Regions from separate parts of the Homo sapiens genome. Here region 2 is linked to region 1. The links are chromatin loops, found by intact Hi-C in ENCODE. Cell type or tissue: OCI-LY7. All regions are shown on one strand. Links, peaks and the distances in the headings refer to the core of each region. The heading gives the core; the rest is flanking DNA.

Evidence for each region. Hi-C counts contacts between places; a loop is a spot of excess contacts. Peaks named below come from ENCODE experiments on the same cell type or tissue, not always from the same donor. Only the 100,000 strongest peaks of a DNase experiment are listed, where the experiment ranks them.
Region 2: a loop joins it to region 1, with 5 times the contacts of the local background. A loop is called at or near these places in 1 of 110 quality-filtered maps.

The regions. Positions count from the first base shown.
Region 1 is chr18:10,949,302-10,957,301 of GRCh38, forward strand. The region is part of intron 3 of PIEZO2 (piezo type mechanosensitive ion channel component 2); the gene reads right to left. Among named protein-coding and RNA genes, the nearest start is that of MIR6788, 190 kb to the left of the region's middle. RefSeq lists enhancers at 305-464, 2,697-2,846. In OCI-LY7, for the core only: CTCF peaks have their summits at 4,405 and 4,638; DNase peaks (open chromatin) are centred at 480, 1,790, 2,460 and 4,650; H3K4me3 peaks cover 3,216 bases; H3K27ac peaks cover 6,436 bases.
Region 2 is chr18:11,506,615-11,517,562 of GRCh38, forward strand. It overlaps LINC01255 (long intergenic non-protein coding RNA 1255), which reads left to right. Exons shown (of 4, transcript NR_110779.1): 3 at 1-22; 4 at 143-369. Among named protein-coding and RNA genes, the nearest start is that of LINC01255, 24 kb to the left of the region's middle. In OCI-LY7, for the core only: a CTCF peak has its summit at 6,228 (motif pointing left); DNase peaks (open chromatin) are centred at 4,997, 5,297 and 6,207; H3K4me3 peaks cover 1,224 bases; H3K27ac peaks cover 1,813 bases.

The DNA.
Region 1 (8,000 bases), core at 1-8,000:
TGCAATACACCCTACAAAAACAAGAACAATCAAACAAATTATATTAAAGCAACCTGAACATGCTCAAATAATGCTTTTAAAAAAGAGGTTGGGCTAAAGATCGCACTTGTTCTCAACATTCTTCGTAGGCATCCTCCAAGGGCTTTGTTCTCTAGCCCAGGGGTGACAGGAGAGCTCCAAGAACCTGGATTCCCACTCTGTCTACAAGCACAAAGTGAGGTCAGGGTAAAAGTCAGCCATTCTGGCTCCCGGGTCCCATGCAGCAGCCCTGCACCACATTTTTCTATTCCATCTGGATAAACAATCTCAGAAGTGCATTGAATTGGTTGTGACACCAGCCACAATTGGTTGGAAAATTATTGCATTCATACAAGGCCAGCTTATGCAGAGTATCTAAGGGAAATGCAGAGAGAAGGTGTTTTCTTTCCAGACCCTCTAAGAAGTCATTATCAGATACTTCAAAACAGGAGGGAAAATCATTCAGGAGACTGACACACAGTTGTGGTCAAAGTGATGCCTCTCCTATTTCTCAACTTACATCCTCCACAATGACTGTCACTGATAACAAGACCGATAAGCAGAAGGCAGCCTCCTCTGGCTCAGAAGGCCTTCTAATAGTGTCCTTGAAAGACAGCAATACATTTCAAATACTTCACCAAAAAACACTGGGTGAATAAGATTGAGGCAGTAATGATGGTTTGTTTTAAATCTTATGAAAACAAAGAAAAACAATATTACTTTTAAAAAATGAATGAACCAGGTGTTGAACTCGATTTACATTTGGTAAGAGTTTCTAAAAATGTTGGCAGTACCCTATATATTTTAATGAGGGTTAATATTGAAAATAAATTATGAATTATAGTTTAACTCCAGCCAAGGGGTTAGCATAGATAAGCCCACTTTTTTCATTTGCAAATTAGTATGCTCTATGTAACGAGACGGGGGAAAGTCAATAGATAATCACCAGTCGTCACATCACTTAAAAACTTGAGTGTCTGCTGTGTGCCAGGCACGAGGCTTAAAGCTGAAGGTAAGAAAGAAATAAGCCTCTCTGAAATAGTTCACAATCTAGTGGAAGAGGGAGACTCAAAAACACAACAAAACACATGCTTGAAGGACAGAATGGAAGACAAGGACTGAACAAAATCTACACTCGCAAAAACTAAGGCATGATACTTTGTCATTTCACTGTGATATCTGATCACCGGGTGAATATTACTTGTGTCTTTGGTTATTTCTTCCAACTAGGGAACGAGAAAAGTAAGTTATTGTATATGTGGCTTTATCTATTTCCAGTATTCTGATAACACCCAACTTTGTGTCTCTAAGATTTCTTTTCTAAACCATAGATCCATTTACACACACATTGATCTCAGGATTTCAAACACAAACCTGTCAAACATTTTCCCTTCCCCTTCCTCCTCTTCCCTCTTCTGTACCAAATCCGAGCTTCCTCGTACCGGCCTTACACTGTTTAAACGGTATCTTCATCCACTGAGTTAGCTTCTGTCTCCCATTCCTCAACATGGAATTAGACAATAAGCCTCGCTGATTTTACTCCCAAAATATTTCTTGAAGCAGTCTCCTTTTCTAAAATCGCTCTGCAATTGCCTTAGTTTGGATTCTCATTGTTTTTCACCCAACAGTCTGTGAAAGTCGATCATACAAATTGGGTCATTCTTGTTATACCCAACTGAAACAGCTGAGAAGCTGGGGGAAAAAAACACTCAGGGCACACAACATTGCTCCAAAAATGTAATTCTCTGCAAGTCCAGGTGCTGAAACTACCTGCTGTAACCCGAAACTGGTTTTATCTAATATTTGCTGCAACCACCTGCTGCAATTCTATGACTAATTTTACCCACTGCTGTCAGTAACCAATCAGAGCTTTCCAGCTTTCCAAAACTTTACTAATACCAAAGAACTTTCTCACAAGACAATACATAACATTTCCCTTCTTTATAAAACCTTCTCTTTGTTTCTCAGACATACCAAAGACCATCTGGTCTGTGACTCTTCCCCGAATTGCAATTCTTGTATCCCAAATGAAATCTGACGATTAAGTTGAGGGATTCATCTCTACATATTTTATTTAACTTTGACAAGTCTCTGACCTGTCTTTCTGCCTCCAATGCCCAAATCCCTTCTCACACACATGCATATCCACACCCCAACACGTATGTGCACAAAAATTCACACCGTTGCCAGATAATGTTTCTAAAACGTCATCTGCTGTGTTGCCACCACTACTTAAAACCCTCAGTGGCTCCCTTCCACCTATAGGTTAAATTCTAAACTCCTATAAATGATATCTAAGACTTTCCAAGTTCTTGGATTACTTTCCAAGGTCCACCCCTGGAGGAGAACTTTAATCATTCTTTTGGGAACCACTTCTTTTTATCTCATATTTATCTCTGTACCAGCTTCATCATATGTTATTACAGGACTTGTTGATAAGTCTACCTGTCACCCTTGATTCTGAATTCCCCAAGGGCAGTGGACTGTAGCTTACTTATCTATCATTCCCTGGAGCTAGAACACTTTGGGGACAAGAGTGTGCCAAAATATTCAAGTAATATTTGCCAAATTAATGAATGATTATGAGATATGAAACAGGAAAATGCTATGAAGAATTTATCACTGCCAAATATTATACATAATTATAACTGTACTTTGTCAAGTATAGGGCTTCTTATATTGTGAAACTGTCTCTGAAACATTATCTGATTTGGCCTCCACAATAGCTCTTGGGGAAAGTCATCATGATCTTGAGAACCTGTGGCTGCTTAGTGGTACAGCAAAACCAGAATCTACTGCTCTGATCTCTCTACTCTTCAGTAGAGCCCCCAAAACAAACAGTGAAACAGTGAGAGGAAAATTCCAATGTGTTACCACTGTGGTCGCTGGCTCTTTTTAAATCATTTTTTTTCTTATTAGATTATAAGTTACACAGAGTAAAATTTTTGCATGTATAATTTCTCAATTTCTTACAAATCCATACAGTCATTTAACTACCACTACTGTCAAAATGTAAAGTTCCATCAGCCCACCAAATTCTCCATGGTCATTGTAGTCAGCCACTCCCCTGATCCTCCACCCCATGGTGAGCAATGATGCACTTTCTACCCTTACAGTTTCACTAATTATTGTAAATATAATCATATAGTATGTAGCATTCTGATACTGTCTGAATTCACTTAACATAATGCTGAATTGAGATGCTCTTGCATGTACCCATAGTTTGTTGCTTTCTATTGTTGACCTGTGTAGTCCATCCAGGGACCAAGTTTGCTGAAAGACATTGAAGTTGCTTCCAGTTGGGGCAATGACGAATAAACCTGCTTTAAACATTTGCTTAAAATTTTAAAGTCAAATTTTCACTTCACCGGAGGAAATATCACCCAGTGGGATTCCTGGACTGAATAGTAAGTATATGGTCAAATTTATAATATGTTGGAAGATTATTTTTCAAAGTGTCTATATAATTGTACATTCCCGCCAGAAATGTATTTGAATTCCAAGTGTTCTACATCTCCATATTTCCTCAGCATTTGGAATGCCTTCCCTTCCTTCCTTCCTTCCTTTCATCCCTCCCTCCATCCCTCCCTCCCTCCTTCCTTCCTTCTTTTTTTCATTCTAAGAAGTATATAGTAGTCATCTCCGGTTTTTAACTTGCACTTACCTAATGACTGTGATGTTAAACATCTTTTAATGTGTTTATTCATCATCTGTATATCTTCTTTGGTAAAGTGTCTATTCAAAAATTTTGCCCATTAAAAAAAATGAGATGTTTCCTTAGTATTGAGTTTTAAGAGTTCTTCATAAATACTGGATACAAGTCCTTAATCAGATATATAGTTTGTAAATACTTTATTCCAATTTGTGGCTTGCCTTTTTATTGTATTAACACTGGATTTTGAAGAGCAGAAGTTCTTCATTTTGATGAAGTGTAATTTATCAGTTTTTTCTCTTATGAGTTGTGATTTTGATGTTGTATTTAAGAAAACTTTGCCCTTCCCTAACCCAAGATTACAAACATTTTCTCCTATATTTTTTGCAAGAGTTTTATGGTTTCAATCTTTGCATTTAGGTTTATGATTTGTTTTGAGTTAATTAATTTTTGTATATGGAGCAAATTAAGAATTTAAGTTCTTTTTTTAATATAAAAAAACACTATTGTTGAAAAGTGTATTCTTTCTTCACAAAATTGAATTTGTATCTCTATGGAAAATCAAGTGGCCGTGCACATACATGTGGGTCTATTTCTGTACTCTTTTTTTCCTTCACCAATAGCAAACTGGCTTGATTACTGTGGTTTTATAGTGCTATGATGACCTCGTATTCACCTCATTAGTGAGGAAGGCATCCACTGCCCTAAACAGAATGAGATGGTTGAACACATCGCAACACTGGGCAGATAGATGGGCAGCATTTTATTACCCACATCTACTCATGGTCCTGCGGGAGGACACTGCACACCACACAGGGCCACACCGGGGTGCACTTGGGAACAGATGAACAAGCAGGGGCAGCAAGAGAGAGGCAGGCTTTGAATATCAACAGCACAGGGTGCCCCTGGTTACTATGTGAGGACGATACTGCCTTGTTTTAATGATTTGCGGCTGGCAGGGAACTGAAGTCTGTCAGATTGAGGACCAGGTGGTGTGCAGCTGGTTCAGCACAGGGTCACATCTGCTGAAAGCAGGGAACTCACAATATGGCCTTTAGGGTCCCTTGAGGCTTAAAAATATAAGACAGCCTGTGAAATTTTAGGCCTTACACTATATAACTCAGTCTTGAAATCAGATAGTGTAAATCTTCAAATTTTTATTTTTCATTTTCAAAATTACTTTGGCTATTGTAGTTTTTTTTCCATATATATTTTAGAGTCAGCTTGTTGATTTCTACAAAAATATCCTGCTGGGATTCTGACTAGAATTGTGTTGAACCTATAGATCAGTTTAGAGAGAAAGGACATTTTAACAACAGTGAGTCTTCCAATCCATGAACACAATGTATCTCTGCATTTATTTAGGGTTTGTTTCATTTATTTCTGCAGCATATGGGTCTTGCATTGTTTTTAGATTTATATCAAAGTATTTTTTGTATTATTGTACATAACATTTTGTTAAAAAAGCTATTTCCAATTGTTGATTGCCAATATGTAGAAATACAATTTATTTTGGTATGTTGATCTTGCATCCTGTGATGTTGACTTTTTGAAATATTCTACATTGATGGTGTCTCTGCATATTTATGTGGGTAAGGGAATCCTTCATAGATGGACAATAATGATGAGAAGAAGAGGGAGGAGGGGAAGGGAGAAGAAAAAGGGCTGAGCTAGAGTGATGGCGGCACTCGAAGTCCACTGCAGTCCACTTTTGGGACTGGTTGCCATGGTGATGGCTGTGGCAGAAGCAAGTGGCCACAGGTCCCAGAGACAGGGGAGACCAGGAGGACCTGAAGCAACGCATGAGAAGCATCTGACGCTAAAGAGAACAGAGAACTCAGAATGCAAGGCCTTCTTCTCTCATTTCTCTCTGATGTTAGTAATGTTTTCCTTGATCTCCCCAGAAAAGTATAAACTTCAGGAGATTGAATATATTTTCTGGGTTCATTAAAATTATTCTTGCACTTTAGATAATACATCAAAAATTGCTGCCAGTCAATACATAGAAGGAAACAAAGGGAATAGGGAAAAGGAGGAGGAAGTAGAAAGAAAGAAGAGATGAGAGTAGGAGAAGAAAGAGGGGCACAAAAGGAAGAAAGAGGAGGCAAAGGAAAGCCGAGAGAGATGTGGGGGTCGCTTTACTTGAACAGCTCCAGGAGAACAAAAGTTTCCTTTAATTGTATTTTGTGCTGGAATTGAAATTGTGGGTTTAAACAGAAAGAGTTTCTAAAACTCAAGCCAAATTACATTCATATCAAGATCAGCCTTAATCTCCATTGACAAAAAGGACTTTAGGAAGAGCAATCGAGGTTGGGCTCAGGTAGGAAAACGAAAACAGAAGAGCAAGAGAGCAAGGAGACAGCTATTGGCATGGCCTGTCTGGGAGGCCTGTAGTCCTTGAATCTGGTCTAGATGTTTTCTTTCTTGGTTACCTGTTATCTGAAGATTCTGAGGTGAGAGGTGTCATCATGCAGCCACTAGAATAAAGTGCTTGTATTTTAGTGTTTTGCTTCAATCTGCTTATTATAACATTTCAGTTCTGTGTAAACAACTTTAGAGAGTGCACGCTTTGGAAGTAAACTGACCCCAAAACAAAAGCTCCATGTTATGAGGAAGATATCTGCTGAAACAGGAGCCCTGTGTATGAGAAGAACATCTGCTAACACAGGGGTACCATGTAAGAAGATCTCTACTATATTTTTCACATTTCCACTTCCATTTTATCATAACTTATATAAAATTTTAAGTACAGAGAACTCCAATATTTCATTTTTATATTTTGGATTGATGTTTTCTTAGTAAGTAAGTATTACCATTAGAATATTATCATGCTTGTTTTTATATGTTTTCCACATTATAGAACACTCCTTGAGAGCAAGGATTTAAATTTTTTGTTTGTTTGTTTTTAAGCTACCATATCCCCAGCATTAGAACAGTAGCTATAACCATAGTGGGTGATCAATAAATATTTGTTAGATGATGAATGAATAAACCTGAGCTGTGCTTTTCCTAAATCTTTGACATCCTTTCTTTGGGGAGGGAGCAGTCCTCTCTCTGCTTAAGTCCAATTTCCATTATTATTAGTATTTTATGGAATTCATATATAAGGCTTTGACTGATGTGGCTATCTGGAAATGAGTTTTCACCTGATTAGCCTTGTCTTGATCCAGTTTAATCCATGATTTTCAAAAAATGTCAATAGCCTAATAATAATACCCTTCAGTTGCTGATTACAAAATCAACATACAAAAATAAGTAGTTTCTATGTATTAACAAAAAACTGTCCAAAAATAAATTAACAAAACAATTCTATTTATAATAGTATCAAAAAATACTTAGGAATAAATTTAACCAGGAGAGGAAAGAGCTGTACACTGAAAACTATAAAACATCAATTAAAGAAATTGAAGACACAAATAAATGGAAAAATATCCAATGTTCATGGATTGGCAAAACTAATATTGTTAAAATCTCCCTACTACTCAAAGCCATCCACAGATTCAATGCAATCCCTCTCAAAATTCCAATGTCATTCTTCATAGAAATTGAAAAAAAATTATCTTAAAATTTGTATGGAGCAACAAAAGACCCCAAACAGCTAAAACAATCTTGGACAAGGCAAAACAAGCCTGGAGGCATCACATTCCTTGATTTCAAAATATATTATAAAGTGATTGTAATCAAAACAGTATCGTATTGGCATAAAAACAACATCCAGGCCAGGCGCAGTGGCTCACGCCTATAATCCCAGCACTCTGGGAGGCCGAGGCGAGTGGATCACCTGAGGTCAGAAGTTCAAGACCAGCCTGGCCATGGTGAAACCCTGTCTCTACTAAAAATACAAAAAATTAGCCAGGCGTGGTGGTGCGTGCCTGTAATCCCAGCTACTCGGGAGGCTTAGGCAGGAGAATCACTTGAACCCAGGAGGCGGAGGCTGCAGTGAGCCGAGATCACACCTTTGTGCCCCAGCCTAGGCAACAAGAGCAAAACTCCATCTCAAAAAAAAAAAAAAAAAGAAATCATCCAGTGGAACAGGATATACAGTCCAGAAATAAACCTAAGTATATGTGGTCAATTGATTTTCAACAAAGGTGTCAAGAACACAAATGGGGAAAGGACAGTCTCCTCAATAAAAGATTTTGGGAGGCCAGGTGCAGTGGCTCACGCCTGTAATCCCAACACTTTGGGAGGCTGAGGTGGGTGGATCATGAGGTCAGGAGTTCAAGACCAGCCTGGCGAGCATGGTAAAACTCCATCTCTACTAAAAATACAAAAATTAGCCAGGCATGGTGGCGTGAGCCTGTAATCCCAGCTACTTGGGGGGCTGAGG
Region 2 (10,948 bases), core at 1,307-9,306, 560 kb after region 1:
TGTGTGAACCTGGAACTGTTAGGTGAGCCCGTCGGCTTGAGTGGACAACCCAGGCTTGCAAAAGGGGAGACTGGGGAAAGCTTTGTCTTTCCCTTTCCGGGGGAAGACCCATTTTTAAAATTACAATGTCCTATTTTCACAGAATGTCTGTGCTGTGATAAAAGGTCATCTCCCTACAATGTTATGATACAGACCTCAAACCTACAAACATGAGGAACTTCTGCCTCCAGGTTAACTGCTTACCCACTGTACAAGACACGTTACACACAGTCCAGGAGGCGGAGCTTCTGAGATATCTAGAAACAGCTTAGAGGCAAAATGACAAAATAAAGCAGCAACAACAAATAAAACCAATCTTCTCGAACTGGCTCTCGCTTTGGTCTAACTAGTTATGCACTACTTGGATAACTATATCAAGTTCCCTTGAGTCGTCTTTTACTTTAAAATGTTATTGTAGGACTGACTCATCCATTCCTTATCATGCCCAGTGTACTGTTCATATCTCATAGTCAACTTGGTGCTAAAAGTAGTGACGAGCCATTTACAATGCCAGAAATCAAATTTTGTATCAGTTAGAATCAGGTTTGTCTCCAAACAATAAATAATAATGAATGTGATAACTTGGATGAAATGGCCAAATCTGTTAAGAAATGAGAACTACCAAAATTCACTAAAGAAAAATAAGTAACCTTGTATAGTCCTGTATCTATTTGAAAGCAGGAATTATAGTTCAAACCCTTCACACACACAAAGGCTACCAAATTTTTTTTTTTTTCTGAGATAGAGTCTCGCTCTGTCACCCAGGCTGGAGTGCAGTGGCGCGATCTTGGCTCACTGCAAGCTCCACCTCCCGGGTTCACGCCATTCTCCTGCCTCAGCCTCCCAAGTAGCTGGGACTATAGGTGCCCGCCACCACGCCTGCCTAATTTTTTGTATTTTTAGTAGAGACAGGGTTTCACCGTGTTAGCCAGGATGGTCTCAATCTCCTGACCTTGTGATCCGCCTGCCTCGGCCTCCCAAAGTGCTGGGATTACAGGTGTGAGCCACCGTGCCTGGCCAAAGGCTACCAAATATTTAAGGAAGAAATAATACCAACTGCACACAAATTTTTCAATAAAATTAAAGAGGGAGGGATACTTCCTAACTCATTCTATGAGGCCAGCATTAATTTGATAACAAAACTAGACAAAGACCTTATAAAGAAAATACAGACCAGTATTTCAGATGAGTATAGATTTAAAATTATAAACAAAATTTCAGCAAATCAAGTCCAAAAATACATAAATACGTCATGACCAAGTATGGTTTATTTCAAGAATGCAAGACTGTTTTAACATTAAAAATCTATCAATATAATTCATTATATTATAACAAAATAAGGTAATAATTCATAGAAAAAAACAATTATGTCTATAGATTTAGAAAAAATTTTTGAAAAAATACAAAGTGTTATTGATAAAACTCTCATAAATTAGAAATAAAAGAAAACTTTCTTAACCTGATAAAGGGTATTTATTTTAAAAACCTATATCCAACGTAATTCATAAACGTAATAAGAATGTCAGTTTATGGTGAAAGACTGTATGGCTTCCCAGTAAGATCAGGAATAAGGCAAAGATACCCATTCTCACCACTCATATCCAACTTTGTACTAGAATTTCTACCCTGTACAATAAAGCAAGACAAAGAAATAAAATGTGTCTAGATTGAAAAGGAGAAACATTCTTTATTCACAGAAAACATGATTGTCTATTTAAAAAATCCCATGGAATCTCAAAAAAATAAAAGTCATGAGAACAAATAGGGGAGCTTAGCAATGTTGCTGAATATAAGATATATAAAGTCAATTGTATTTCTACATGTTAACTAACAATGAGAAATTTAAACTTTTTAAGAAATCCCATTTACAACAGAATCAGAAAACAAAAGTTACTTTGAAATAAATCTGAGAAAAATGTAAAATACTTATACACTGAAAACTAGAAAATATTGCTGACAGAAAATTAAAGAAGACCTACATAAGTGGAGGCATATACCATCTTCATAGATCAAAAGACTCAGTATCAATAAGCAGGGATTTCTGTAGAAATTAACAAGATGACTCAAAAATTCACGTGGAATGCAAACAACTTAGAGTACCTAATTCCAACAATAACTTTGAAAAAGAATATAGTGAGAGGACTTACATTACCTGATATCAAGATTATTACAAAGCTACAATAACCAAGAGAGTCTTGCATTCGTGAACTGATAGACATAAAGACAAACAGAACAGAACAGAGTCACAGAATAAACCCATTTGTGCTGGGCCAATTTATTTTCCACAAAGTTACAAAATCAAGTCAATGGAGAAAGAATGGTGTCTTCAACAAATGATGCTGAAACAATTGGACACTATTATGAATTTTAGAGTCGTAATTCATAATTCACACCATACACAAAAATTAGTCAAAAAAGATGATAAATGCAAAACATTAAACTATAAAACTTTCAGAAAAAAACATAAGGGAAAATCTGTAATCTGAGGGCTAGACAACAATTTCTTACCAACAACAAAAGCCTTAGAAATATAGTCAATTGGATTTTGTCAAACTTAAGAACTCTCAAAAGACACTTCTAAGGGAATGAAAAGATAAGCCATAGACTAGGAGAAATTATTTGCAAATTACTTTTCTGATAAAAGACGTACTAAAGGTATTCAGAACATTTAAAGAACTCTCAAAACTCTGCAAGGGAAAACAACCCTAGTGTTTAAACATGGCAAAAGATCTTAATAGAGAGATCATCAAAAAAATATATAAGAAGGCAAACAAGCACATGAAAAGATATTCAATATCAATATTCATTAGGGAAATGCAAATTAAAACCTCGATAAGATCCCACTACATACATTTGAAAATGTCTAAAATTAAAAAGACTAATCACCTCAAGCATTAATGAGGATTTACAGCAATTGAGACTTCATGGACTGCTGGTGGGAATCAGCAATATTATAGCCACTTTAGAAGAGATTTTGGAGGCTGGGCACAGTGACTCATACCTATAATCCCAGCACTTTGGAGGCCGAGGTGGGAGGATCACTGGAGCCCAAGAGTTTGAGACCAATCTGGGCAACATAGTGAGACCCTGTCTCTACAAAAAAAAAAAAAAGAAAAATTTTAATTAGCCAGGCATGTTGGCACATGCCTGTAGGCCAAGCTACTCTGGAGGCTGAGGTGGGAGGATAGATGGAGCCTGGGAGGTTGAGGCTACAGTGAGCCAAGATTTCACCACTGCACTCCAGCCTGGACAACAGAGTGAGACCTGTCTCAAAAAAGAAATAAAAGAAAAGAGCTTGGCAATTTCTTAGAAGTGTTAAACTCGTAGCTACTGTATCACACAATCGTTTCATTCCTAGGCTTCATCCAGGACAAACAAAGCACATGTCCACACAAAGACATGTACGCAAATATTCATAGCAGCTTTGTTTAGAACAGCTGAAAACTAGGAACAATCTACATGTCCATCAAAAGGTTAATAGATAATGAAATTCTACTCAGCAATAAAAAAGAATAAACTATTATTGAAACACTCAATGAGAGGGTTGAAACTCAAAATAATTATGCTGAGTGAAAGAAGCCATATCCCTCCCAAAAAAGTACGTCTCATAAGATTTCATTTATATTAGTATCTAGAAAATTCCTGCTGCTATATAGTGACAAGAAGCACATCAACGGTTGCTGTGGGGGGGAGACAGGGAGATAAGTGAGATGGGTTACCAAGGGGGATGAGGAAACTACTGAGAGTGGTGGAAATGTTCCTTATCTTGATTGTGGTGACTGCTTCTTGAGTGTACACATTTGTCAAAAGAGTTCACTTCAAATCCGTGTATTTTGTATGTCAATACACCTCAAGTTATTTTAAGTCACCTTATCAATGAGGGCTTCTCTGAATAACCCCCTCACTTAAAATTACAATATTGCCCACCTACCCCACCTATCTCTTCCTTAATTTTTCTCCATGGATTTTATCACTTTCCAATATAACGTATGTTATTTACTTGTTTTGTTTATATCTGCCTCCTGCCCATGCCACTGAACTGTGAGCTTCCTGAGGGTAGAGGTTGTTTTCTGTTTTCTTGCGTGATGTGTCCCTAGCAACTAGAATAGAACCTCAGTGAAGGAGTGAATGATGAAGGCTTCTTTGCCTCTCTAGCCTCCCACGAGCTCTCTCAGATCCTTTTATTTATTTATTTATTTATTTATTTATTTATTTTGAGACGGAGTCTTGCTCTGTGGCCCAGGCTGGAGTGCAGTGGCGAGATCTCGGCTCACTGCAAGCTCCGCCTCCCGGGTTCACGCCATTCTCCTGCCTCAGCCTCCCGAGTAGCTGGGACTACAGGCACCCGCCACCACGCCCAGCTAATTTTTTGTATTTTTAGTAGAGACGGGGTTTCACCGTGTTAGCCAGGATGGTCTCGATCTCCTGACCTTGTGATCTGCCTGCCTTGGCCTCCCAAAGTACTGGGATTACAGGTGTGAGCCACCACGCCCGGCCCAGATCCTTGTGTTTTTTGTAACACAGATTGAGTTCTCATGCCTAAACACATAAGGTAATAGAAAGCAGGAAATATACGTGTATTCTGTTGATGATTCTCTATTAATTATGGGAGTCATTCAGCCTTTCTGGGTTTCAATTTCCTCATTTATAGAAAGAGAAATAGATGATCTCTATGGTCTAAATGTTTGTTATTTATAATGTACCCTTCTCAAAATTAACCTGCAGATTCATCAAAAGTATGAGACTTAGTAACTTTTAGCATATACATATACACAGTAGATTTATATGAACTGACTTGGAAAAATATACATGTCAAAACTTAAGTAAAAAGAGATGCTGTCAAATGATATGCATAGTATGATCCAACATACTAAAATACTATAAAACTAGATCTTCGCATATATGTCCAGTGGGACACGGAGGCCTAGGGAACAGGTGGGGTGATGGCTGTTCAACTGCCAGCTGTGGTTACTTTCAGGATCAGAGGGAAAGAAAAGAGAGTTTCACTTTTTACTTCGCATGCTTCAAAACAAGAGAAGTGAAACCATTATGAAAGAGGTATTTTTTGTATTTATGTCTTTTTCTAAATTTTATACATTTCTAATTGTATACATAAAAGTGTTTTTAAAAAGCATTTTTAATTAAAACTCTTACTCCTGACCTCAAATATCCACTTCTACCAGGAAAACCTCTGTAACTTAGACTGCAGAATGCGAAGCTGTTGTTATTTTTCTGGGCCTGCAAATCACACTGAAACTAACGGCGTTCCAAATCTGTGTCAAGCTCACTGCTGAGTTGCATTTAGCATGTTCCTTAAAGTGTCCTTACTCTATAGTAGAGATAAGTTTCCTCATCCTGCAGAAAAGATATAATTTCTGTGCTAAAGTGGACAAGACAGAGAGAAAAAGAGAGTCACTGGAGAAGAGAAGAATGGGAAAGGTCCTGATCTGTGATCTCGATAGCAAAGATTTCCCATTTTTTATGCCTCAGTGGTAACTATCAATGTCTGTCCTAGATCTACCAGGGACCGAATAGCAATTGTGTTGCCATAACAAAATAGCAGAGTGGACCAGATAACAGAATGGCCAACAGCTTGAGGCAGCCCCAGCGAGGCCCAGCTAGACTAAGGGAGCTGTGACATTATGAATGCATCTTGGGGCAAGTCCATAGCAAAATGGTTTTCCCTTATCTTATCGGTTTTCCCTTGCCAGGAAAGGAACCAGGCTTGCAAAACTTAGCATATCACATAACCTTACAGGGACTGGCACAGAAACACATTCTCCCAGCACACTGTTAAAAGCAGGACACTCCCCATCTTTATTACATTCTACACAGCAGTGTGGCTGATTTTATTTCACAAGGGAAGAACAGGTTGTTGAAACAACCAAGTCCAAGTATTTTTCTCAGTTGCATTCGGTTTCATTAGGTAATTTTTAGCATGGTGCATCCTCCCTTTCTAGCTGGCTTTTTTTTTTTTTCTAAAGGAAATGAGAAGATTACACTCCTAAAATTCCAGACAGGTCCACCATGAAAATTTAGCACAACAATACCAACTTTCCTCACGATGGGATTGTTCTAGAAGGAGGTTCATGACTATCACACAAGCTTCTAAATTCTGAGGTTGCCTCCCTCCTGTCCTGCTGACTGGCACTTGCTTTCCCATTTCTAGGGTTGCAGCTGCCACCATGTGGAAATGGAGTGTGCAGGTATGAGAGGCACTGATCCAAAAGGTTTAATATTCCAAATCTGTGTCAAGCTCACTGCTGAGCTGCATTTAGCACGTTCCCTAAAGTGTCCTTACTCCATAGTAAAGATAAGTTTCCTTATCCCACGGAAAAGATATAATTTCTGTGCTAAAGTGGACAAGACAGAGAAAAAGAGAGTCACTAGAGAATAGAAGAATGGGAAAGGTCCTGATCTGTGACCTCAATAGCAAAGATTTCCCATTTTTTATGATTCAGTGGTAACTATCAATGTCTTTCCTAGATCTACTAGGGACCGAATAGCAATTGTGTTGCCATAACAAAATAATCCATCTTTCAGGAGTTATATTTTCAGTGGCAGTCCAGAGATACAGCATTAATTCCAGCCGAATCTAACAGCAACAAGGGGAGGGACGTTTATAACACTAGACCTTTGTTACATGCATATGGCTTGTGAAGCAGTCACACTTCATCAACAGGTGAAAGCAAATACCTTCGTTCATGCAATCAGCATCTTTAGTCACATAGCATCCCCAAAACTAGATAACACTAATGTTGATTTGAGACATCTTAAATATTGACATACAATTTGGATACAAATTGTTTGCCATCTACATGTCTAAACAAGAAAATAAATTAGCATTCTTTCTCCAGTCCTCTATAGACAATAGTTATCTAGATATCTCGAATTACCTCCTTTTTCTAATTCATTCAGTCCTTCAACAGAAAATTAGAATAACCTTTCAAGCTGTAAAAAAGAACCAATATTCTAATAGTTATTATTTGTGTCTATGAGTTTATGCTTACAGTTGCATCTTATGGTACCTAAGAGATCATACTGAAAAAAAAAGTGTCTCTAAAAGATTAGTAAAAGCACAGGGAGTTTAATAAAGTTTGTTGCACCACTTCTGAAATGGGATCAGCAAACATTTATTAAACTGCTATGTACTTAGAGAGTACATATTAGCTGTTATTGTCCTTAAGAAAGAGTTCTGGCAGCATTTAATAATATTTGTTGTATTATACTTCATTTCCTCTAAAACATTTTGTGAATGCAAACATTGATTAGAAAATAAAGAGACATGTTTGTTACCTCTGTCTTTCCAAATATATTTTTATCCTTTTTTCCCACATTTCATCTACCAGTTGCAATCATCTCATACACATCTTTAATTATTCCTTAGTCCTGACACTCAAATTTCCACTTCAATGGGGCCTTGTCTGCCAAAAAAAATATTCTATCACTGTTTTTATTCAGAGATTTTTTTGTCTTTGAAAGCTGGAATATAAACTTGCATGAGAAAAAGATTCTTCCTTCACATGAGAATGATCACAAACCCTCAGCACCCACCGACAGGGTGAAGGAAACTCAAGAGGACTCACCTTAAGTGGAGACAGCAAATTAATTTATTTAGAATATGCCAGCTCTTTATCATTTGGCTAAACTATAGCCTCTCAAGGTTTGTTTCCCTGGGACTGAAGGATTCTCTAAAGAAAAATGACATCAAGAAAATTATCTCAAGAGGCAGAACTTTCAAACAGCAATGGGAGGCTTTCCAAGTGATGTTTTGGACTTTGATCTGCAGCAGAACTACCAAGCAGCATTACTCCCTCCTAACCAAGAAAGCCACCAATGCCTAACCAATGAATTCCATCTGCTGAAATGCTTGCAAATGCTTCTGCCTTCTGAGAAGGAAGAGATGGAGGAGGCCCCATTACATGATGGAAATTAGAGAGTCTTAGTACACAGTGGGCGGGGGGTCAAGAATGAGCTGAACAGAGACAGCAGAGTGACCAAATAGAGCACACAGCCTGGACGGCAAGGCCTGAATTCTCATCTCCATCAAGCTGGGGCTCTCTGACTTACAGGGCCCCATCTATAAAACAAAACTGTGTGAAATGATGCTGAAGTCTCTTCCTTCTCTAAAATTGTGCATCTTGAATTGCTCTCGATTCTGATCTTGGTATGTCTTTTAATGGACATGAAAAAATGCCTGTATCTGATGCAATGTTGTCTAAGTCAACGATTACAAAAATGTTAGAATTTTATGAGCAACCTGGGAAAATCCTAACACAGAGTAAAATAAAACCATGGCTTCAGACTTTTTAAAATGACAATAAATAAAAGATTAACAAAGAGATCAATAAAAGTGAGACTCAGTTTATTTGGGGTAAGCATCTGGAGCATGCCTTGGGATCCGGGTGGCCTGGGCAAAAGCAGGCCAGAGCCCCTTCCCTAAAAACACTCACAATCTACAAGGGAAGGCTGGTAGACATGGCCATCCCTCTGAGGATTCATGAAACAAAATTCGTTCCTGGCACTGTGCTCAGTACTTTGAAGGAACAAGATTGTTGATGTCCCTGCCCATGATCCATGTGGACAATGATCCAATTTGTCATAAGGACTTAAGGCTCTGCCCAGGGAAAACAAGAGGAAGCGAAGGAAACATTTTGAGTGCTGGTTTAAAGTGGCCACTGTAAGCCCTAATTGCGTTCCTGGGGAGTACCACCTGCCTAGCACAGCCCTGATGGCCTTATAAAGGGACAGGGCTGGAGCTGGACAACTCATGCACTGGATTAAAGGTGCCAAACAGGGGAAGAGGAAATGTGGCTAAGACATCAGAGTAGGAATAAACACAAAACCTTGAAGAACAGGAGAAAACCAGCCCAACACACTCAAGGATGCTGAGGACCATGAGGGTAATGTTCAGGAGGGAAAGATGGAGCTGATTATGGTGCTCTGGAAGCCAGCTGGGAGCCAAGAGAGAGGGTGAGGTAGGCCCCCCTGTGCTGCCTGGGAACCATCCTCAAGACAGAGCATTGAGTGGAAAGTCAGAGCTCAGAGCACTGACAACAGCATGCCATTTATTGCTTCTTTAGAGGGCGACACAGGACTGCGTGTGCATGTGTGGGAAAATATCTGAAAGACACAGCAAATTCTTCGTCATGATTGTCTTAGAAGTGGGGCTGTGGGAATCAGGTAGGAGGCAGAGATTAATGTTTTAATGACTGCATTTTTGAACCATTTGAAGGAAAAGAAGGAGAGAGAAAGAGAAAAAAAGAATAAGCGGCTGGGCGCAGTGGCTCTTGCCTTTATTCCCAGCACTTTGGGAGGCTGAGGTGGCCAGATCAGTTGAGGCCAGGAGTTCAAGACCAGCCTGACCAACATGGCAAACCCCACCTCTACTAAAAATGCAAAAATTATCCAGGCATGGTGGCGGGTGTCTGAAATCCCAGCTACTCAGTAGGCTGAGGCAGGATAATTGCCTGAACACGGGAGGCGCAGGTTGCAGTGAGCCGAGATCGCACCACTGCACACTCCAGCATGGGCAACAGAGGGAGACTCTGTCTAAAAAAAAAAAAAAAAAAAAAAAAAAGAAGAAGAAGAAGAAGAAAAAGAAGAAGAGAACTGGGCAAAGGAGTGTAGACTTGAAACAAGAGGCTATTGACTTTCTTCTTCCATTTCATAGGAAATGTTGGAGACTGGTCAATCAACATTGATCAGAAAGCTCTAGAAATAGGTAAAGAAATGTGAGAAAAGGGGAAAAAAAGAAAATTTGGGTTGACTGAATAGAGGAAGTAAAAATAGACAAAGTCTATTATTTTCACATAAGAGAAATGATGACAGTCTTACACTATTGGTGCCCAAAGAAACTGCAATTTATCAAAAAAAAAAAAGAATTCCTCAAGAAAAGGGAAACAATAATATTGAAATTTTTATCAAAGCAAATTATTGTTTTGCTGCCTTTCCAGTTTTATAGGCCACATCATTTAAAATTCCAAAGAAAAAGGAGGAAGATTATTGAAATACCATCTATAAAGCAGATTTTACTTCTTGGAAGAAAATATATGTACATACAAGTTATTGCCATAGTTTAAGCAGCCATTATCATTTTTAGACACAACCCTCCATCCATCTGAGTGATCCTGGAAGGACTCATGGAATAGTGAGACGGGGAGCGGTTCAACAGACCATCAACGGCAGGTCTGTCTTGTCCATTCCTCAACAAATGCTGAAGTGCCTCAGCTGCGGCCCCACGCTCAGGTTCCAGCCAAGGCTGACTTCACTGGAGCATGCTGCGCTCAGCAAAGACAGCGACAAGGATCCCATCATTCGACCACACAGCAATACTGGAGGAGGCAAGACCTAATTCATCTACAATACTTGGCCCACTGTTTTAATCACTGCGACAACCAAATAAAATCGTTAGGTATCTAATTGGTGACACTGGAAGTTCAGACAGCAGACATCCTAGGACTCCCAAGCTGTAGCAGCCATGACAGGAGAATTTCCCAACCCGCGTCTGAGCTCCAGACTCCCAGGCCAGGTGCCAGTGATTATCTTCAAAGCTGGAGGCCAGCTGAGAGGAAAAGTGGCCAGTTGGGCCGTTTGATTAAGTGTTAGTTGGAGAATTTTCCATGGAACATACATTTTGCAATGCAGTTAAGGAGGGAGGGGAAAAAAGTGTCTCTCTTGCAAATATTCTATGGGGAAAACAGCCTGTTGTATGAAGAATCCCGCTCCCCACAGGCTCACCCTAATAGACAAAATCTGAGCATCTACAGATGTGCATGAGGCATGGGCTCTGGTCTGTGCCAGATGGTGACTATGTTTTCCTGCCCTGGGAGAAGGCTGTCTGCATAAGACATCTCATTCAGCAATCTATTAGGACTTCAGAGGCTTTTAGGGGTGACAAGAGCCCACA